Linked DNA regions of Homo sapiens: regions 1 and 3 are each linked to region 2. Evidence: chromatin contacts called from ENCODE Hi-C or POLR2A ChIA-PET data. All regions are on one chromosome and are shown on one strand. The core of a region is the stretch at or near the end of the contact, and the rest is flanking DNA. Distances in the headings are between cores, read along the strand shown.

Evidence for each region. Hi-C counts contacts between places; a loop is a spot of excess contacts on that map. ChIA-PET counts read pairs that join two places held with the same protein, here RNA polymerase II (POLR2A). Pooled maps may share reads with other maps.
Region 1: a pooled map shows a loop between it and region 2 (4-fold over the local background). The contact joins the promoter of CNDP1 here to the promoter of DIPK1C in region 2. A Hi-C loop is called at or near these places in 1 of 168 maps with a recorded cell type or tissue (posterior vena cava) and 4 of 50 pooled maps. POLR2A ChIA-PET finds 5 or more read pairs at or near these places in 2 of 52 experiments (MCF 10A and PC-9).
Region 3: a map of SK-MEL-5 shows a loop between it and region 2 (6-fold over the local background). The contact joins the enhancer-like site here to the promoter of DIPK1C in region 2. A Hi-C loop is called at or near these places in 5 of 168 maps with a recorded cell type or tissue (SK-MEL-5, astrocyte of the cerebellum, cardiac septum and 2 more) and 7 of 50 pooled maps. POLR2A ChIA-PET finds 5 or more read pairs at or near these places in 4 of 52 experiments (GM10248, activated naive CD4-positive, alpha-beta T cell, activated naive CD8-positive, alpha-beta T cell and 1 more).

Annotation. Positions count from the first base shown.
Region 1 is chr18:74,533,051-74,535,750 of GRCh38, reverse strand. CNDP1 (carnosine dipeptidase 1) reads right to left here and starts at 1,251. Exons shown (of 12, transcript NM_032649.6): 1 at 1,060-1,251. The coding sequence starts at 1,083.
Region 2 is chr18:74,456,025-74,458,724 of GRCh38, reverse strand. It overlaps DIPK1C (divergent protein kinase domain 1C), which reads left to right and starts at 1,417. Exons shown (of 4, transcript NM_001044369.3): 1 at 1,417-1,663. The coding sequence starts at 1,466.
Region 3 is chr18:74,366,751-74,369,450 of GRCh38, reverse strand. No RefSeq gene overlaps it. Among named protein-coding and RNA genes, the nearest start is that of LINC01922, 41 kb to the left of the region's middle. Within about 2 kb of position 1,355, at least 3 of the 41 ENCODE cell types and tissues checked have a DNase peak (open chromatin) inside an H3K27ac peak, as active enhancers do.

The DNA of each region.
Region 1 (2,700 bases), core at 2-2,501, 77 kb before region 2:
CAGGGAAATTATTTTCTTTCATGTTGCTTTTAACTTTAATGTTTTGAATAGATACTATCATGACACAGTTTAAAGATTTTTTAAAGTAAGACAGTATTCAGTGAAATGTCCTCTTCTAACCCCCACCCCAATGCCCTGGCCAGTCATGGGTTCTTTAAAAAAAAAAAAAAGTCAGCAATGGAAAGCATGGCCAGACCACAGGGTGAGGTTCTTTCTCTCAGAGCAGTGATTTTGCAGCATGGTGTGGGAATCTCATGGTCTTGCAGGTGGGCAAAGCCCACTTCTAGAATCCGGCTGTGGTCAGGTCACCACCTGCCTGCTCACTGTGTCTCCAGCCTCGCATTTGCATGTATTTGTTTCAGTATGTCTTTTGAGAGTCTTCTACGTATCAACCTTCCACAAAATTCTGAAAATTTCTGTGTGTGTATGTGTGTGTTTGCAATGGAAATAAAAAGCGTCCATGAATTTTATCTTTCCAAGTAGTCTGGAACACAACCCCACAAAACCTCACAGCCAAAGGTACCTGCCTGCTTGTTTTCCTAGAGAGAAGCCTTCCCGCCACACCCACACTCAGGTTTGCACCTGAACCATGGAAACCTCGCCGAGAAAGGCCTGGGGTGATTTAGCCCGGTGATTAGCTCTTGCAAACTAGCCCTTAAGTCGGGAACCTGGGACCAGGACAAACAGCACACTGTCTGTTACCATTATTTAGGCAAATTCTTCCAGGAAGCAAACTCATTTTTTTTAAAGAGAAAAAGTACAGAAAAAAATTGATTTAAGAAGACTGAGTTCATGAACAATTTGAATATGAACTACTTGACAATAATGCCATTTAATTATTGTTAAGAACACACAACTACCCAAAAGCATTACTGATAAAATATAATTCCAAATACCACATTCCTCGGCCAAGACAGCACCTAAGAACACCATGAGGAGCAGCATCTGGGGCCACGCTGGGTGCCTGCCCTGCCCAACTGGGCTTAACGCACATGCTCCCGGGACAAATGGAATTCTGGCACCCAATGCACGGACTCTGATGGAGGAGGTCCTACTCACCATTCTCCCGAGTTTGGGATCCATTAGGCTGGAGTTCTGAAGCCTCTAGCAACTTTCCCAACCTCCAAAAAATGTGGCAGAGGGAGTCCCATGAAAGCCCCAAGAGGGTGACATTAAATATCTCTCTGTGCCCTGACCCACGTTGTCCCCCGGAAGGAAGACGAGGCTGGTATAGTGGAGCTATTCACATCTGGAGAACAAAGCGGCTTCGGAGGTATTCATTCAGCTCAACTGCAGAGGAAGAGACAATGCATCTCATACGCGCAGATACGGGATGAGGCAGTGGCCCCAAAGTCATGTGATGTCACTGGAAGCCAGCAGCCTGGCCCAGCCTGCGACTCCTCGGGTTCTTCTTTGGGGGCACTTGTGTGTCATCTCTGAGAGGGAGTAGGGCCCCGGCCAGCAGGCAGAGCTGAGCCAGCGGCACAGCCCCCTCAGGTGACAGCCCCCTCACATGACAGGCCCCCACACACTGTGGCTGTGGGCCCTTGTGATGGAATGTTACGGCCGAGGATTAGCTTCCTAGGGCTGTGCAGGGGCCGAGGGTAGAGTTTTCCCAGCTCTCTGAAGGTTCGCTGCAAAATCAGCTTGCAAAGGGCAGTTGAATTGGAGAAGAGGCATAACAGATTGATTTGCTCCTAGTTTTAAGTGACATGGGAGCCTTCAGAAGGAAGGACCAATCCCTAATGGGGTTGGGAAGCTGAGACACCCTCTTGAGGTTCCACAAGGAGTGGCGGCTTAGATTCTCGCGCAACAGGTTATGGGAGGAGAAAAGAGGACTTCAGCTGAGGGCAATCAGCGCTCACGAGGGAGGATTCAGTGGGCTTGAAGAGCACGCCACGGTCTTCGTTCAAGTCTGCTGGGCCCCGGAGCAGACAATGGTCTTGACAAGTCTGTCCAGCGTGTTCGGTGTCAGCCTTCCTTCCTGAGATATGGGTTCAGTTAACGAAAACTCAGGGAAGGGACTAGAGGTCATTCCTTTCTTCTTTGGTGGGTCAGACTTGAAGGAGATAAGGACACTTCAGGAACTCTGGGAGAGATGGTGGGGGTGGGGGAGCCGAGAGGCCTTGAAGTTCCTTTTCAGTTCAGCTTGAACAAAGCACCATATTTTGGGGTATTGGCTTCTGAGCCCCAACATCTGCTCTAACAAAAGTACCCTACACTGGGTGGCTTAAGCAACAGAAATCGGTCTCAATTCTGGAGACTGGAAGTCTGAGATGAAGGTATGGGCAGGGCAGGTTTCTCCTGAGGCTGAGCGGGAAGGGCGTGCTCCAGGCCTTGACCCGCGTGGCTGCTGGCCGTCCTTGGTGTCCCTTGTCTTGTACAAGCATCACCCGATCTCTGCCCTCATCTTCTTATGATGTTCTCCCTGTGTATGTGTGTGTGTCCAGATTGTCCCTTCTCATAAGGACACAGTTGTGTGTAATCAGGGGTCCATCCTATGCCCATGTGACCTTATCTAAAGATAAGTAATTCAATCTGCAATGACCCTATCTCCATAGAAGGTCACATTCTGAGGTCTTGGGGGTTAGGATGTCAACATATAAATTTTGGTGGGAAGGTCAGGGGACAGTAGAGAAAAGGAGGCAGCAGGGCACAGGCCAGAGCCTTGGGTTGAGGGGTCCCGGGGCTTTTCTGGGG
Region 2 (2,700 bases), core at 168-2,667:
GCGTGTGCTGGGATGGATGGAGGTGGGGGGAAGCTTCACACAGAGAGAGCTTCACCTGGCCTTACCGCTGTTGATTGAGTGACACCCAAACCCTGCTGTTGATTGAGTGACACCCAAACCCCAAGGGTCTGTTGCATTCGGGGCATATTTGTGATGTGCCCGAAGTGCTTCTTGGGGCTCAGGGTTTGTTCATCTGATGTTTGGTCATTCCTGGGGACTCCTACCACCGAGCCAGCCATAAAACAAAGTTAAAGCAGCGAGTTGCAGAAGAGACAAGGGCAAGAAGCCAGCTCCTGTGGGACAATCACAGCACGCAGTGATCAGGGCATGTTTCTATTATCTCTAAACTCGGGAACGGGTCATGTGAAATTCAGGCGCAGGGCAGGCGGGAGAGCGATCCGGGATGGGCTGGCACGTACTGGGCACTGAATAAGCTTTTGTTCAGTGAATGCAGGAGCCCCGGGCGTGGCGGCTTTCACAGCCCCTCAGCTGTGACAGTTCCCCTGGGGTGGCGCCGCCTCCCCCTATCCTGGGGAAAGGCGTTCAGGGAGTGAGAAGCATCCCTGGGTGGGGTGGGGGATGCTGGTGAGAACCAGGGACGCCCTGTGGGCCCAGGGCCAGCCTGCTTTACAGAACAATTGGGATGGGAACACGGATGCCTGCTCTCCCAGATGATACTGCGAATCTATAAATATAGACTTAGACACACGTGGTGGACGTGTTCTCCTCCCCGGGGTAACGGAGATGTTTCCAGAGAGCAGATCTTTGCAGCCCTGAGAAGGACGCCCGAGAGTTTGTGCAGCCTGGGAGACGGCGGGGGGTTTGATTCAGGGGTGCCCGTGGGAAGGGGAGGGCTGGGTCGTCCCAGAACCTACTGACTGTCCTCGACCCCCGACTCTCTGCATGCTCCGGATCTCACTCCCGGGAGGGCCCGGAGAAAACCCAAGTTGGGGTGAGACTCAGAGGGGGGCGGTTCTAGTGGAGAGGTAAACGGGGGGGGACAACGCTGCAGCCCCCTGGGGCGAGGGTGCGCTCTACAGAGCGCTGGGGGCAAGGGCACCTGGCCTCTCAGAGAAGTTGGTGGGGGAGGGCAATGTGACAATTAAAGATATGTAGTCTTGAGGAATCAGTCCCCAAAGAGAGAGGCGATTGAATCTACCCGGATTTCGTTTAAGTGGGGAGCTGGTCTTCTTGGGGGAAAAAAGTGCAAAAAGAAAAGTAGAGAGGGTGGAGCAGGGGATGCGGCGAGTGGACCCCCAGTGGGTGCTCGGGGCGCGCGGGGTGTTGCTGCTGCTGGACGCCCTCCCCGCACCTCCGCCCCAGGCGCGGGGCCTGCCCCAACCCTCGCGCGGCCCCTCCCCCGTTCCCCCTCCCCGCCGAGCGGGCCTGAGCCGCGGAGCAGCTACGCGAGTGCGGAACTCGGGGCGCGGGCGGCGGTGGGGCCCGGGCGCGGGCAGGGCTGGCCATGGCGCGGGCGGCGGGCGCGCGGGGCCCTGCCGGGTGGTGCAGGAGGCGCGGGCGCTGCGGGCGGGGCACGCTCCTCGCCTTCGCCGCGTGGACCGCGGGCTGGGTGCTGGCGGCCGCGCTGCTGCTCCGCGCGCACCCGGGTGTCCTCTCCGAGCGCTGCACCGACGAGAAGAGCCGGCGCATCCTGGCCGCGCTGGTAGGTCCCGCCGCCGCTCTGCCCCGCGCCGCGCGTCCGGGGAGGGGGGATCACACCCGCTCCCGGTCCCCAGCCTTCCCGGGGACTTGGGTGGCGGTGGCACCCGCCGGGGACATGGGTTCCCGACACCTGCGTGGAGTGCCAGAGGCGCACGCCCCGGTCCCCCGAATGGGGACGCAGCCGGCAGTGCTCTGTGGGCGCGCTGGGGGTGTCTCTCCCCTTTTCGCCAGAATTCGCCCTTTGTCCCCAGACAGCCTCTCCGTCCTACCCTCGCCACCCCTGAGCCCGAGCTCCGGAAGAAAGTTTGCGGGTCTGATCCGAGTGTCCAGGGAGGTGCCGCGTCCGGTGTCAGGCCGCCGGGCTCGGGGCGCAAGCCAGTGCGGGGTTCGGGATCCGGGGTGCCACGCCTCTGTCTCTCGGGTCCGCAGCGCTCCAGCCCAGCCCGCGTTCTGTGATTCCACCCTGAGCTGCCAGGTCACCCCCTATCTCACCGAGCCCATGCGGAGGGCTGGTCTGACCCCGGCCCCCCTGCGCTCCAGAGCCCAGGCTCTCCGCGGTCGCGGTCTGTGGGAACCGACGCAGTGTGCGCTCGGGCGAGCAGAGAGCGCTGCGGAGGCGGCTGGGACCGGGAGGATCCCGGGTCCCGGTCCTCGACAGGCGCCTCCTAACCTGGGAGGGCCCGAAAGCTCGCACCCAGCAGCTCCTCAGCTGAGCCAGAGAATTAGGGAGAGAAAGAAACATTTCGCATTTTGCAGACTGCTGCGTACGCTGGGCTCACATCATATGAATGAAACGCCCACCTTTAGTTGATTGGAAACTTGGCTAGCCGTTCTTTCAGGCGCAAAGGAGACTTCAGTAAAGGTGGGAGTCCCCTAAATCCCAGAAAGGGGAAGATAGTAGCAGCTACTCTTACATGACTTCTTAAGCGATTATTCATTTCCTAAAATAGTGACCATCTAAGCATTTGGTTTGAAAAGAGATCTATTTTCTAAAAAATCTTCAAGAAACACATGGGAAGTTTTCAGTCCAGTTGCTTA
Region 3 (2,700 bases), core at 106-2,605, 89 kb after region 2:
CAATTTTACAATATATAAAAGTTCTTTGTTTTATAGATAAGCCATAAAAATCTCAGTTGTAACCATTAGCTGTCATTTACACTGGGAGCCGTAGCAAGTTTACCACATTTCCTGGGGACCTTCTGAGGCGGTGGATCACATGGCCACGTGCGTCGGGGGCTCTGTCAGTCCCCCGGCTTCCCCGCCTGCAAAACAACTGCCTGGCTGGGGACTGGGGATTGGCAGGAAAATGTGTTACTGCTCGATGGACTTTGGATCCTTGATCACAATCTCTGAGGGCCAATCATCTCTGCTGATAACTGAGGAGTGTTTACGCTTGTTTCTCAAAAAGTTCTCAGTGCTGTAAACTAGGAAGATTTCAGGGCACTGGCCCAAGCCGATTAAGAGTGATTCCCGAGGACAACAGAGGAGAAGTGGGGAAGGCACTCCCTGACTATACAGCTAACTTCAGGAGCGGCTTTTCAAATAGATCAGCTCCAGGCACTGCCCTCAAAGCCTCGGTCACCCCTGAGTGAAGTGAGAAGTGAGTTTACATGGGAACAAGGAAGGACAGAAAAGACGGAGAGCTACTAATCTGAAGAAAGGTTTTCAAAGGAGTTGTATGTACATACAGCGGAGACTGCTGACACCCATGAAAATGACCATGTGAACGTGCCTTCTAGGTCCTTCCTTTAAATCACATTTTTCTGTTTGTTTCGTTTTTTGAGACGGAGTTTCACCCTTGTCACCCAGCCTGGAGTGCAGCGGCACGATCACCGCTCACTGAAACCTCCATCTCCCGGCTTCAAGCAATTTTCCTGCCTCAGCCTCTCAAGTAGCAGGGATTACAGGCACACATCACTATGCCCAGCCAATTTTTACATTAAAAAAATTTTTTTTTTAATTTTTTATTTTTTGAGATGGAGTCTCGCTCTGTCACCCAGGCTGGAGTGCAGTGGCGTGATCTCCGCTCACTGCAACCTCTGCCTCCTGTGTTCAAGTGATTCTCCTGCCTCAGCCTCCCAAGTAGCTGGGATTACAGGCGCCTGGCTAATGTTTGTATTTTTAGTAAAGATGGGGTTTCACGATGGCAGCCAGGCTGGTCTTGAACTCCTGACTCCTGACCTCAGGTGATCTGCCCACCTTGGCCTCCCAAAGTGCTGGGATTACAGGCGTGAGCCACCATGCCCGGCCTAGATCACGTGTTTTTAAACACTTCTTGAAAGTAGCGACATACTGTGTGGCTTAGCAGGGAGAATACCGCGCTAAGCATTGAAAGATCCGATTCTTGCTCTGTGTGTCACCGGCCTGCTGAACTGACCTCAGGCAGAGGTCACCTTGCCTCTCACAGCCTTGGCTTTCTTTCCAGGCTGCCAGGCATGGCAATACCACATGGCTCCTGCCACCCAGGACTGGCTCAGGAGGCCAGCACGGCCCAGAGAGAAGTAAAAGGGCAATTACAAAACCAAGAAAGTCCCGTGAAAGGGAAAAGACAGGGTACTGGGAAGGGGGCACCTAACCCTGACTCAGGTTGACCAGGCTCTTGTATGTTAGCAACACTGGGGGGAGTTAACTGGGGAAAGAAGCCCTGGCATTTTGTCATTTCCCAATCTTGAGATAACAGTTAGATCAGTGTTTCCCATGGAGTGGGTGGACTTGGTAAGAACACAGGTTTCCCCAGAGTTTCTGAGGAATCTGTTTTGGGTAGTAAGGCTTCAGAGCTTTGTTCTCCTCCTATGCAAAGTGAGGTGAGAGTGAGCCCAGTCTAATTTGCACAGTCTAATTTGCCAGACATTTTCTCATATTTTTCATATGACTGTTCTCAAGGGCTTACCTAGCCATTTTGCTTGCAAACCCTGGTTCTTGACCTTGTTCCTACACTGCACCACTGTGTTAGTTATCTATTGCCATGTAACAAATTAACCCCAACATCCAGTGGCCGAAAACAGCCGTGAATATTTATTCCTTGCTGTTTCTGTGGGCCAGGGATTTGATTGAGGCTTGGCTATGGGAACAGATGACACAGGCCACACGCAGAGGAAGGTGGGACTCCGTGGGAGCCATCCTGGAGGCCCGCAGTAACCCTGCTGTGATTAATAAGATGCTGGGTGGACTTGCCTCCCATCTATCCATGTTTCCCGTTTTCAATACTGACCATAGCTGTGAATTCTGTTCCCCCATCCATTCTTAAACAATCAAACTTTTTGGTGACTATCTCCTGCTTTTCTGAGTCACTTAATTTTTGGAGGGGGGCATTTCCCCCTCCCTTTAAAATTGAAGATATGCTCGGTCCTGGCTCTTTCTTCATAGTGCTTCCTATTGCGCACTGTAACAACTTGCATTTGCTTTTCAAGTGAGGAAAGGAATAGTTTTCTGGTGTACTCTTGTTCTCTAGTTAATCCTGAAGAAGACACATAAAATAGTAATACCTTAGATTCCCGTGGGTCACAAGTAGCTCCATCATGGAGCTTCCTTCACCACTCTTTGTCCTCAGGTCTATCTCTCAGCATCTTCATTATGTGGATATCTGTTAAACTAAATTGGAAACAGAGAGTATGAGCTATTGTTATTTTCTGGAACTCACATGAGTTGATTTTTTTAAAAAGAGGCCCTCAAAGTAAAAGCCATGCAAGCCAGCTGCAGACCTAAGATCACAGCTCAATTCGCGTTCTTATCACTAACCATGTATAGTATGAACTTCTCTAATAGCCTCATATGATT